2 separate regions of the Homo sapiens genome follow, and region 1 is linked to region 2. Evidence: chromatin loops called from intact Hi-C (ENCODE). Cell type or tissue: Caco-2. All regions are shown on one strand. Links, peaks and the distances in the headings refer to the core of each region. The heading gives the core; the rest is flanking DNA.

Region 1 (5,377 bases), core at 300-5,299, 95 kb before region 2:
CCACCCCCCAAAAAAGTCCAGGTACCCAGTTCCATGACAGTGGAAGCAGGTGTTATTTAGCTGGAGTCAAACAGCACCCCTGATGCCATCCCAACTACAAAGGCAGTATATTCTAATTAACTGCAAATGCTTTGCTCATAAAGCTGTCAGCACTGGGATCTAATGTCTGTACTTTTAATGATGCATTTGATTAGAAGGTAATTTTATTCACTTGGTGGCAGTCCGACCTGTTTGGTGAGGGTCGCTTTTCCCCTCCTCTTTCCCCCACTTTTTCTCTCCTATTTGAAACATTTATGAAGTTGTGATGCTCAAAATAATCTAATAAGTAAATAAGTAAATCCATCAAAGCAATGTCACAATGTCTTCTCACCACCAGCCTGTGTGGGTGTGCATGTGTGTGTGCATGTGCTGTGTCACATAACAGGATAAAGTGAAGAGTGAGGTGGTTTTTTTTTTCTTTTAATTTCACATGAGATTCACACCTGGAATCTCTTCTTTTATAACCTTACATTCTCTTCACTTTACTCCAAGTCCTAATAACTGTCATGACTTTATAATGCATCACACTTTGCACATTGTTTCCATGTTCTTTCATGTCACTTATGCCTCACAATAAAGCTATGACATAGTTCTACCTCTGATGAAGGAACAGAAACTGGGAGATTTTATTACCTCTTTGAGAAACTCAGAGTAATTCAGGAATTTAAAACTAGACCTCAGTCTAAACTCTGCGCTTTCTCTACCACACCGTATGGTTTCTCATCAAAGAGTAGTTTTTATCTTTTTTCCTTGAGAACCAAGTACGGAGCTGCCCACACTAGAAATTCACTCTTGCTGAAGGACATCTGGGGAGCCACTGGGGCTGGGTTCACAAAGCCTTTGGTCTGTCTGGGTCATGCCTTCTGCTATGGGGGCATATGGTGAGGTTCAAGGCAACTAAAAGTTCAGAGTTCTGAGTAAATCCAGCAGCCTTCAGTGAATTTGTTTCATCTCTCTTCCTCTCCCTCGTCCTTCCTGAGGAGGCTGGGGAGTCCCTTCCTTGTAGGATCCTAAGCCTTTTACATCATGTGTCCATTGCCCTTCCTTGTAGGATCCTAAGCCTTTTACATCATGTGTCCATTTTAATCTACTGACTTCCCCACTCCCTGCCTGCTTCTCCCTCCCCTCTCCTTACTTTCCTTGCCCCTTCTCCTTTGACAATAAGAGCTCATCTTCATGGAGGGCTTACTGGTTGCATGTTCTTTACATGTGTGGTCTCATTTAATCCATGTGTAATGTAGGTATAGTTATCACCCCATGAAGGAAACCACATCTCAGGAGGTTATGCATACTGCCCAAGGTCACAGAGCTGGTGAAGAGCTGCAAGTCTGACTTCAGAGCCTAAGGTCTCAATTACTGCTTGTGTTCATCAACATGTTGCTGGGAGGTATCTGCTGTGCTTAACACTGAGCTAGGTGCTGTGAGAGGTGCCAAAAACAGATGGGAGATGATGCCATTTTCAACTTGGGATCTCAGGAGAGCTCTGCCCTAAAATTACAATGAAATGTTTTTCCAACAAGACGTGACATCTTCACCTAGGAATCTTAAAACACCGTGGGGTGCAGACTGCCCTGTGCTGCCAACTCTCACCCCCTCTTTTTGAATTGAAAGTCAGTAAGGTTAAGCAGTTATGACATGTGAAGGGATTTGATCTTGGGTTTTGGGGTACAGGGGCCATTCTTTTCCCCATGCTGCTACACTGCCTGTTACTCATCAAGCGGTAGAAGAGGAGAGTCACTTGCTGTATCCAAGCTGGAGCTTAATTTTTTATCCTCAAATGTTTCATCCGCAGCTACTCCTTAGGTGGCTGATTATGCTTCAATGAAATCTCCATTTGAAGGAAAATCATATCGTATGTTAGAACAGACAAAGGGAGAGCTCATGACCTTGCATTGCTTCTCATTCTGCCTCCTTCCTTGATATTCTCTTGTGCTGCTAGCGGGGAATTTGACACATTGAGGCAGACAGCCCCTTATTATTAAATCTGTTTGCAAATGTGTGGAAAGCGCCCTGCACACCCTCCCTGGTTATGAGAGGTGGCAGATCCGGTGTCTGAATCACAGGCTCCCAGAAGTATTTGCCTTCCCTTTTCTTCTCCCTTTTCTTCACTCAGATTGTCCACATTTCAGAAACAGTGGGGATACTAGTGCCAGATCTGCAGAGCCCTGGAGCAGAGTCCTGCAACATGGAAATGCGGCACTTTGCGAAAGTAGACAGCTCAGGAAAATGGGCCTGTCCTCAGTGAAATGGGCTCCAGCTGGCCCTGAGGTGCTGTGATGGGGTGGCCAGGCTGAGGCTGCTCCACTGTCTGCATGCCATCTACTTTTATGATGCCTTTTATTGCGTGCGACTGATTAACTGAGTTATGGCCACCAAACATTCTAGGAATGCGAAGTGCCAGATAAGGTCTTGTTAAAAGTAATAACTTCATAAACTAAGAAAGTTTGGGTGTGGTGGGGGACTAGAGAGAAAACCTCTTGTTTCAGTTAGGGTTCAAGGCCTGTGCTTTTGTTCCTTAGGTCAGCATCCCTTCTGGGTCTACAGGAAAGTTGAGAAAGGGGAGGCAGAAATAGAAACGAGTGACAGCAGCTGGCTGTCCAGCACCTCGCCTTGACCATAGGAGTGGGAGGGTGAATGCCTTTGCCACAATCTAGGGCTTATGAAAGGCTGTCACTTAGCATTTGTACCTCTGCCCATGAGCCCCACCAGCATCACCACGCTTCATGACACCATGAGCCAAGATGAGTGTTCCCCTTTCCACTGAATTTGGCGAGTGGTGTTTCCACACAAATGCGAAAATGTATTCAGTTCTTCATTCATTCAACAAGTATCACCAAGCAGCTAACTGTGTCCTTGGAACTAAACTCTAAGACCACGGTGAGTAGAAATGCATGGTGGGACGCATTGGGAAGCTTTTTCTTTTTTAATCCTTTAAATTGATCATTTTTCTGCTTCTGGATAAAAATCTAAGTAGGGCATTTTTATGAAATATCTAATAGAGTCAAGCTATTGCCTTGGGCACGTAAGTGAGAATACGTGCATACAGTAGAGCTTATTAGACAACAAATGATGTATTCACGCCACATGTACATCCACACACACACAATAAAACTGAAAGGGAAATACGCACTAACTGCGCACAGTAAAGGCTTTGGACAGGTCTGGGAAGACTTCCTGGAAGAAGTGAAAACAAAGTGCGGTCTTGTGGGATGCTGAAAACTTGTCCAGCAGTTCCCCCTTACCCTCAGGGAATATACTCCAAGCCCCCCAGAGGATGCCTGAAGCTGCCAACGGTACCAAATCCTGCATATACTATGTACATCTTTTTTTTCTTTACAGTTTCACAGATTTGTTGTTACTGTAGATCTTGGTAACCTCAGCATACAATTTTTTTTGTCTTCCTATTAATTTGAGAACGGTGAGGGAAAATGCATGGTGGGATGCATTGGGAGCCCTTTTCTTTTTTAATCCTTTAAATTGTTCATTTTTCTGCTTCTGGGTAAAAATCTTAGCAGGAAAAGGAAAATCCTTTTCCCTTAAAGGAAGTACTTTACAGCTTCTCTTTGACATATTCAAACTGACAGGTTTTGAGCCATTACGAAGTCAAATAAGAGTTATTTGAACACAAACACTGCAATACCAAGACAATTGATCTGGTCAGGATTTTCCAAATAATATTTTCAGACCATGCCAAACCACGGTTAAAGCGGGGGACTACCGTATTTAAGAAATAACCAGGCTTTGGTTCAGAGCTGCCCTCCAATCATGAAATGTATTTTAACTGAATGCTGAGCATCCTGTCCTTGCCCCGGGCAACCTGGTAACAGCAGCTTTTAACAAAAGAAAAGCAATTAAACAGGCCCAGCTGGCTCTCCGGGGGGCCTTTGCTGTCCCTTTCATGCCCTGGCCTGCTTCTGTGCTGGGCCTGCTCCAAGATGAATATGAAGCCTCTTCCTAGTTTTGGATTTTTTCTGATAAGAAGGCCTGAGCACAAGGTGCAGAAACTTACCGAGAATTACGCGGTGCCACTGGGACACTTTGGTTTTAAATTGAGACCTCAGCACATAAAAAGTCTGCCACAAATGCTGAGGTTTGGCTTCAGAAATTAAGGGCTGTCACTTTAAACTGATTTCCTTTTCCTGGACCTGCTCCTCTTGGCCCAGCTTGGGCAGAGGAGAAGGGATATTTTAAAGTGACAGGTTTAAACAGCCTCCGCGTGTGCGGTGCAATCATTTTTCATGCGAAGCCTCCTGGGCCCGTGCTGAGGGGCTCTGCAGGAGCCAATCTCCTTCCATAAATTCGTGGGAGGCCCCAAGCTGCCTGGCAGCGAGAGCAGTAGGAGGGGCAGCCCAAGCGGGGGCAGGTGGCAAGAAGCAGAGCTCTAGGACGGGGAGGCCCGGCAGGGCGCAGCGTCCTGGGAGGGGCCACACGCTTTGGCGCTGTTGAGCACCAGCGGGCACCTCGGCTTGTGGCTGGCCCGCGAAGGTGCTGAAGGGACTGTGGATGAGTTTGAAAACTCTCTCTGAGATTCTGTTTCCATGAGCTATAGCGGAAAGAACTGGAATTAGAAGCAGAAAACTAGGAATCTAGTCCTGTTTTGTTAAGTGTTTATGTATGCTGTGTGACCTTCACCACATTTAACCTTTATGAACCTCGGCCTCCAGGTTTCCAACTGTTTCTGTCTGTAAAACCGGGGTGTGAACACCTGCTATGCTCACCTCCTCATGTTATTATGGGGAACAGCTGAGCGGGTGAAGGGACCATGTCTTGTAAAATGCAGTGCGGTACCAGTGAAAGACGTATACAGTGTCACGGCAGCAGCCACGGTAGAACTGGAAATTGCCCAGCATAGCAGTCTCTGGCCGCAATTATTCAGAGCCAGCACAATAATTAATGAATGGGACATCTCCCATCCCAAGGACAAAGGTCTCCCAATAAAGATGAAAACCTCACCTAAGAAGTTGGATCAACCCAGCCCCAGCTCTCAGGGCAGAGTCCCCAGGTTCCCAGACTTGGTCGGGGCACTCCACTGCTGCTCAGGAAATGGACACTGGTCATGTCGCGCTCTGGGCCAAAGCCTGACCCAACTTCCTTTTGCATGTGGTCACAGGGCCCAGCGTTTGCACCGCAGGGCATCTTAGCGATTAAGTCGAATGCTTCTTTGCTGGGACCCCTAGGAGACTGTAACTGCAGCTCCTGGCGATGAAAAGGCACTCTCTGGGGAGGCAGGTGGCCTCCTGGCTGCTGTCTGGCTTTGCTCTGCAGATGCCCTTCACCCTGGAGGGCCACTGCATTTCCAGACAAAGAAACAGGGAATCCAGCCTGAGGGGGAGAATGG
Region 2 (5,377 bases), core at 263-5,262:
TTTTCCCAGGAAGGACATAAAATGTTAACTTGAATTGAGCCTCCCTCTTGATCAGGACCTTGGCCTGTCTCAGGCGACCTTGATATTCAAAGTGGGTTTATAGGAGCAGAATAACATGATGATACACCAAACTCAATTTTATGGATCCTAAAGATATCAGAAGCAATATGGCCAGCATGATATTGACTCTTACTGAAGTACCTAATGCATGAGAGATATCTGGAACTCCTTGACATTCCTTCTGTGCTATGAGTCAGTCCTCTATTTAAAACAAGCAAACAGACACATGGCAAGTAATATCAACATCTTTAGAAGAAAAGTGTTGTATCCACATTGTTTCTCTCTGTGCCTAAGTAAAACCGCAGAAAAGTAAAAATCTCCATTTTAAGTAGAGTTAAAATATAAATAAGCAAATATAAGAACAGGATTTACACACAAATCTCCAAAGATCATTCACCAGCCTTCCAAAAGAGTGAATGCAGGAGTAAGGCAGAATAGTTGTTCACTTGAAATCATTAATAAAAACACACACTTAGAAGAGTTTTTCAAGAGAGGCTCAGCCAAATGCTCTGTAAAAATGCCCCCCACTTCCCAGAACCTTTCCACAAGTACCCAGAGCTTCCTGTTGTTAAATAGGAGCTAAACCAGCGATGAGAAAACCATCCTTCACGTTAATGGTCCTTTTGGCCTTTTTCTTCCTGCAAATATGCAAATTCTTTTGAGGGCATCCGTCATAACCATTTTTTCAAAATAATTTATTTTTTAAGGTAGACTTCTGATGACCATTCCTTTCTATAGAAAAATAATATTCCCTAAAATACCCCCATGAAACACATTAAAACCCCTTCCCCAACACACACACACACACACACACACACACACACACACACACACACACACGTGCACATAGAAACTGCAGTGGTATTTCCTTAACTAACAAAGCCCAACATTTTAGGTTCTTCGAAATCGAGCCACATCCTAAATTTCCAATCTTACTTCCAATGTAGCATTTCTTGCTCCACCTGCTCACTCCCGTATTCTCTCTCTCTTTCCCTCTCTCTATTCCCCACCCTTTCTCCTTTTCCCTATTCTCTCAGTCTTTCCAGCCTGAATGCCTGATTCCAGGAGCGCCTCTTCCTGGAATGCCCTTCCTCCCACCTCTGCCTCTTGTAAGCCAACCCAGCCCATTAGGAAGCAGCTCTATTTTTAGTGTTAGATGCTTCCAAGACACTTTCTGCTCCTGGTGTGCTACAAAGGCTTCAGTATTGATCTGGAAGCTGCTTTCTGGAGCCTTGATCCCAGTCTGTCTCTGCAGTGCTTGCAAACTCCATCTTCTAGAAAGTGGGGAAAAAAGTTGGGGCTCTGCACTAAAAGCTCCTTCTGCTTTGTTTGAGGGTGGGTTTGAGTTTGGCAGCAGAGGCATAGACACCACAGTCAAAAGCTTTATTCCCACTCTTCCATTGCTGTATTTCTCTTCATGCATATCATTCCAAACTCTTACTCCTCTATCTTGACTCATAAGAGCCCTTCTTCACAAATAGAAACCTAAATGGGTTTTACTGTATGCATTATTAATTTTTCTTAGGTGTCTCCTACTCTCAGTCTCAAACACTACATCCCTGAGCATCTGCAAATGCCAGTAATGAGTTTCTCATAGTAAATAGCTAGATTCTTAGGTCTTTTGAATAAATATGGGTGAAGAACGAACTATCAGAATGAGTCTGTGAAGGGTAATATGGTATTTCTTGGTCAATATTGCTTTTTTGTCCCACAGTGGAGTTCTGCCGCTGTTACATATGGCAACTTTCCAACTTGGGTAATTACATTCTGCTTACCTCTTGTTTCTCTTGTGGTTCCAAGATAACTTATCCTTCATGTCCTTTCCTAAATAAAATAAAGAAGCCTACTTTTGGTTCCGCTATTTGCGGAGACAACTGAGGTAGAGAGAGGTAGCAGAGTGGAAAAAGGACGCTACTTTGAGGATCCTGCACATAGACACTCCAACGCATTCTAGTGGGAATGTTAACTCCATAGAGCCTCAGTCTTCGCATCTGTATTTTGGGAGTCTTCTGCCCTACTCTAAATTGTTATGGAGATTACACAGAATATTACAATGAAAAGGACTTTTAAAAGTACTATAAATATCTATGGGAGATTGTTGGTCGCCCACACAGAAAATTCAACTGGGTAGGGACAGGTTTAGCAGAGCATTTCCTAAGAGAGGAAACCCTCCTATCTCAAAAACAAAACCCAGTCTGTCCCAACAGTTAAAAAAAAAAAAAAAAAAACCTATGGAGGGCAAAGAATAGGAATCAACACACCCACCTCTTGCACAGGAAAGAGGCAAAGCTGTTGAAGGAGAAACAGGACAGAAACAGGAGTCAAAGGGTGTGATTCTGGTAGAACCTCAACAGTTAACTAGCCAATCACATGCTAATCATAAGGCTAGTGTGCCGTCTTAAATTCCTCAGTAACAGGCAGGGATCACTAACGCTTCAGCTGTTATTTATTGTTATGAATATTGTTGTGAAGATCACAAGAGATAATATACCATCAAATGAGAGGCCCATGCGTTGTTAATTAACCAAACTGGAGTGCCAGCCAAAGCAAGATATGCTAACCAGGGAGAAAAATGCCTTTCAGAGCAGTTTTTCCAGAAATTTCCTTTTAGTGATTGTACAATTCAGTGCTCTTGATTCTAAAATGAATATGAGGCTGTTTTCAAGAAAGAAAGGGAATCAGTGTGTGTAAAATGTGCACTAGAACAATATCCAGGAAATGAAGAGGAGGAGAGTCTGGGAATGGAAAAAATACTCCAGAAAATACAAGTAAAAGAAAGTGGCTGTAATTATGCACAACAGCTCTGAGCCAAGGAACCTTACTGGTGTTTCCTGCTGCCTTGTAGCTGGGGTGCAGGGAGCTCTCTGCGCCCTCCTGGCATGAATGACTTTGGGTGCAGGGAGAACAGCACCACCTGGTGGTCGTAGCAGGATGGTGGCTCATCTCGCTTGATGTGGGCTGGGCTCCTTTGCAGGGTTCACGCAAGAGTTCCCTTGGAGCAAGGAAGACAGCGGACAAGACCTGGAGCAAGTCGAGGATATTTCAGGAGGAGAGCCCATGGCCGAGGCGACGCAGCAGGAAGAGAGGGCCAAGAGTCATCCCCCAAGGGGTGACTGCCCAGTTCCCCTTTCTCTCCTGCCTCCACTGCCCTGGAAACAAGAGCACAGGGGCCATATGCAGCTCACTCACCCACCTAAGACTCTGAGGAAGGCCTTTCCGAAGAAATGGAAGGACTGTGGCTCAGGACAGAGGTGCCTCAGTCCCTGGGACTTCCAGTGTTTGGGAGGAAAGACCTTGCACCACTGAAGAACTCCCTTCTATTATTCTATGTGGATTTCATTTTGTAGATGCTCAAATCACTCGGAGCACCTTTCCCTAGTTAAGTCTGCAAGTGGGGAAGTGAAGCAGGTTTTGTGGTGCTGGTCATGTGAGCAGGAAAGGGGCATGGGATGGAAGGCCTGGGAATGTCTTATTAATAGTTAAGTGGACAAGGCTGATAATGGGATATCTTTTTATTGGCCCCACAGGTAAGTTATAATACACAAGCTTGCAGGCAGCTCCTGTGATTTGCATTGATACAATTCAGGCTGAGGTTTTCATTATGTGGCAGGGATGATACAGGAGCCTGTATTATCAAAGGCAGCTGAAAGGAGTTCAGGAGCGATCTCATATTCTGTGTATGCGTATTCATTAATGGTTAGTAAGGTGCTTTGTCCCGTGTGATATTGGATGTTTCATGTTGAATCATTAACAACTTGAACAGCTTTATACATATGTCTTATTGATGTGTAAAGTCATTGCAACCTAGGCTTTTTCCCCCCCGAATGAATGAGTTCTGCTTTACTTGGGCTTATGCAAAAAGCCTAGTGACATTTTCACTGAGCACAGGCAACTCGTGGATGGGAAAGGGGCTGGCAAGGCAAACCCCAGGAAGCTGGCAGTCTGGTGTAAGAGACACAGGGATGGTTGGTTTTTAAAGAAACAGCATGGCAGCAGGGGATGTTATTAATCAAAGGGAGGGTGGATTCTGTAGTTGCTGCTCAAGGGAAAGAGAGGGGAGCTACTACACTTCCTGGGGGATGGCATAAGGGACACGTTTTCCGAGGGTGATCAGGGGTTCTTCTGGAAAGGGGATGGGGAGAACGGGCTGCCTGTGTTGCCCAGGGGGCAAGGAGAGGAGAGTAAATGATGAGCAGCCCGAAGGTGAGGGAAGGGCTGCATGAGGTAGGCAAGAGAAGATGCCAGAAGATGGAAGAAACGAAAATGTTTAGCAGCTGACAGTAAGAAAATGTGGAGGCTAAAAACAAAGGAGCCAAGGCAGCTTTTCCTGGCTGGAGATGGGAAGAATAAATGGGATCAGAGTTAGAAACCAATTATCTCTGATTGCACAATCAGGACACTGCTTCCGAACCAGACTCCAGCCGCCCTGCCACCCAGGGGCCTGAGGCCACCTAAGGATGATGTCAGATCTCAGGAACTGTTGCATCTGATTCCACTTCAGCCCTGATTATCATTAGGCAACATTTGGAGGCCATGCCTTCTGAGTCCTAACAAAGCAGAGAATTTTCAGGCTGTGTGGGACCTACTTTGCAGGCAGAATTTTAATTTCTGAGTTATTAGACACCAAACAACCTGAAATAAGCTTTCTGGTTTCTCTGACGTTGGTTCTAAGCCCTCACAGAGCTTCCTGAAAAGTTCAGGACTTCATGCCAGCCCTAACGCCACTGGCCAGTCTACCGACCACCCATCTCCATATCTTTGGGCCCTGAGTATCTTTGTGGACTTTGTCCCCCAAGTTTTTTTTTTTTTTTGCTTCCCTTTGTGATCCCAGGAAAATACTGATCGCTTCTATCACAGTGGATGAGTTGCATTTTCTATTTTTTGTGTAAATAGAATTATAGAGAATGTACTCTTGTTTTTTCTGGCTCCTTTTCACTCAACGTAAGTATTTTGAGATTCAGCCAAATGTGTGTATCAATATGTCCTTTCTTTTCATTGCTGATTAGTATTCCATTGTATCGGTGCACCACAGTTTGGTTGGCCATTCAGCTGTTGGTCAACATTTGGGATGCTACCAATTTGCAGCTATCATAAAGTTGATATGAATATTAGCGTATACCTTCATTTATCTTGGGTACATGCCTAAAAGAGGAATGGCTGGCTCATATAATAGGTGTGCTTCACTCTTCAAGAAACTGTCACACTATTTTCCAAAGTAGTTGTATCATTTTACATTCTGACCAGCAGTGTATGAGAGGACAGAGTCCTCCATATCCTCACCAGCACCAGGTATAATCAGTCTTTTTAATTGTAGCTG

Evidence for each region. Hi-C counts contacts between places; a loop is a spot of excess contacts. Peaks named below come from ENCODE experiments on the same cell type or tissue, not always from the same donor. Only the 100,000 strongest peaks of a DNase experiment are listed, where the experiment ranks them.
Region 1: a loop joins it to region 2, with 7 times the contacts of the local background. A loop is called at or near these places in 1 of 110 quality-filtered maps.

The regions. Positions count from the first base shown.
Region 1 is chr11:133,227,655-133,233,031 of GRCh38, reverse strand. The region is part of intron 1 of OPCML (opioid binding protein/cell adhesion molecule like); the gene reads left to right. Among named protein-coding and RNA genes, the nearest start is that of OPCML-IT1, 140 kb to the left of the region's middle. In Caco-2, for the core only: no CTCF peak of the experiment used is centred there; a DNase peak (open chromatin) is centred at 2,371.
Region 2 is chr11:133,132,352-133,137,728 of GRCh38, reverse strand. All of the region lies in intron 1 of OPCML (opioid binding protein/cell adhesion molecule like), which reads left to right. Among named protein-coding and RNA genes, the nearest start is that of OPCML-IT1, 230 kb to the left of the region's middle. RefSeq lists a silencer at 2,841-3,135. In Caco-2, for the core only: a CTCF peak has its summit at 2,953 (motif pointing left); a DNase peak (open chromatin) is centred at 2,978.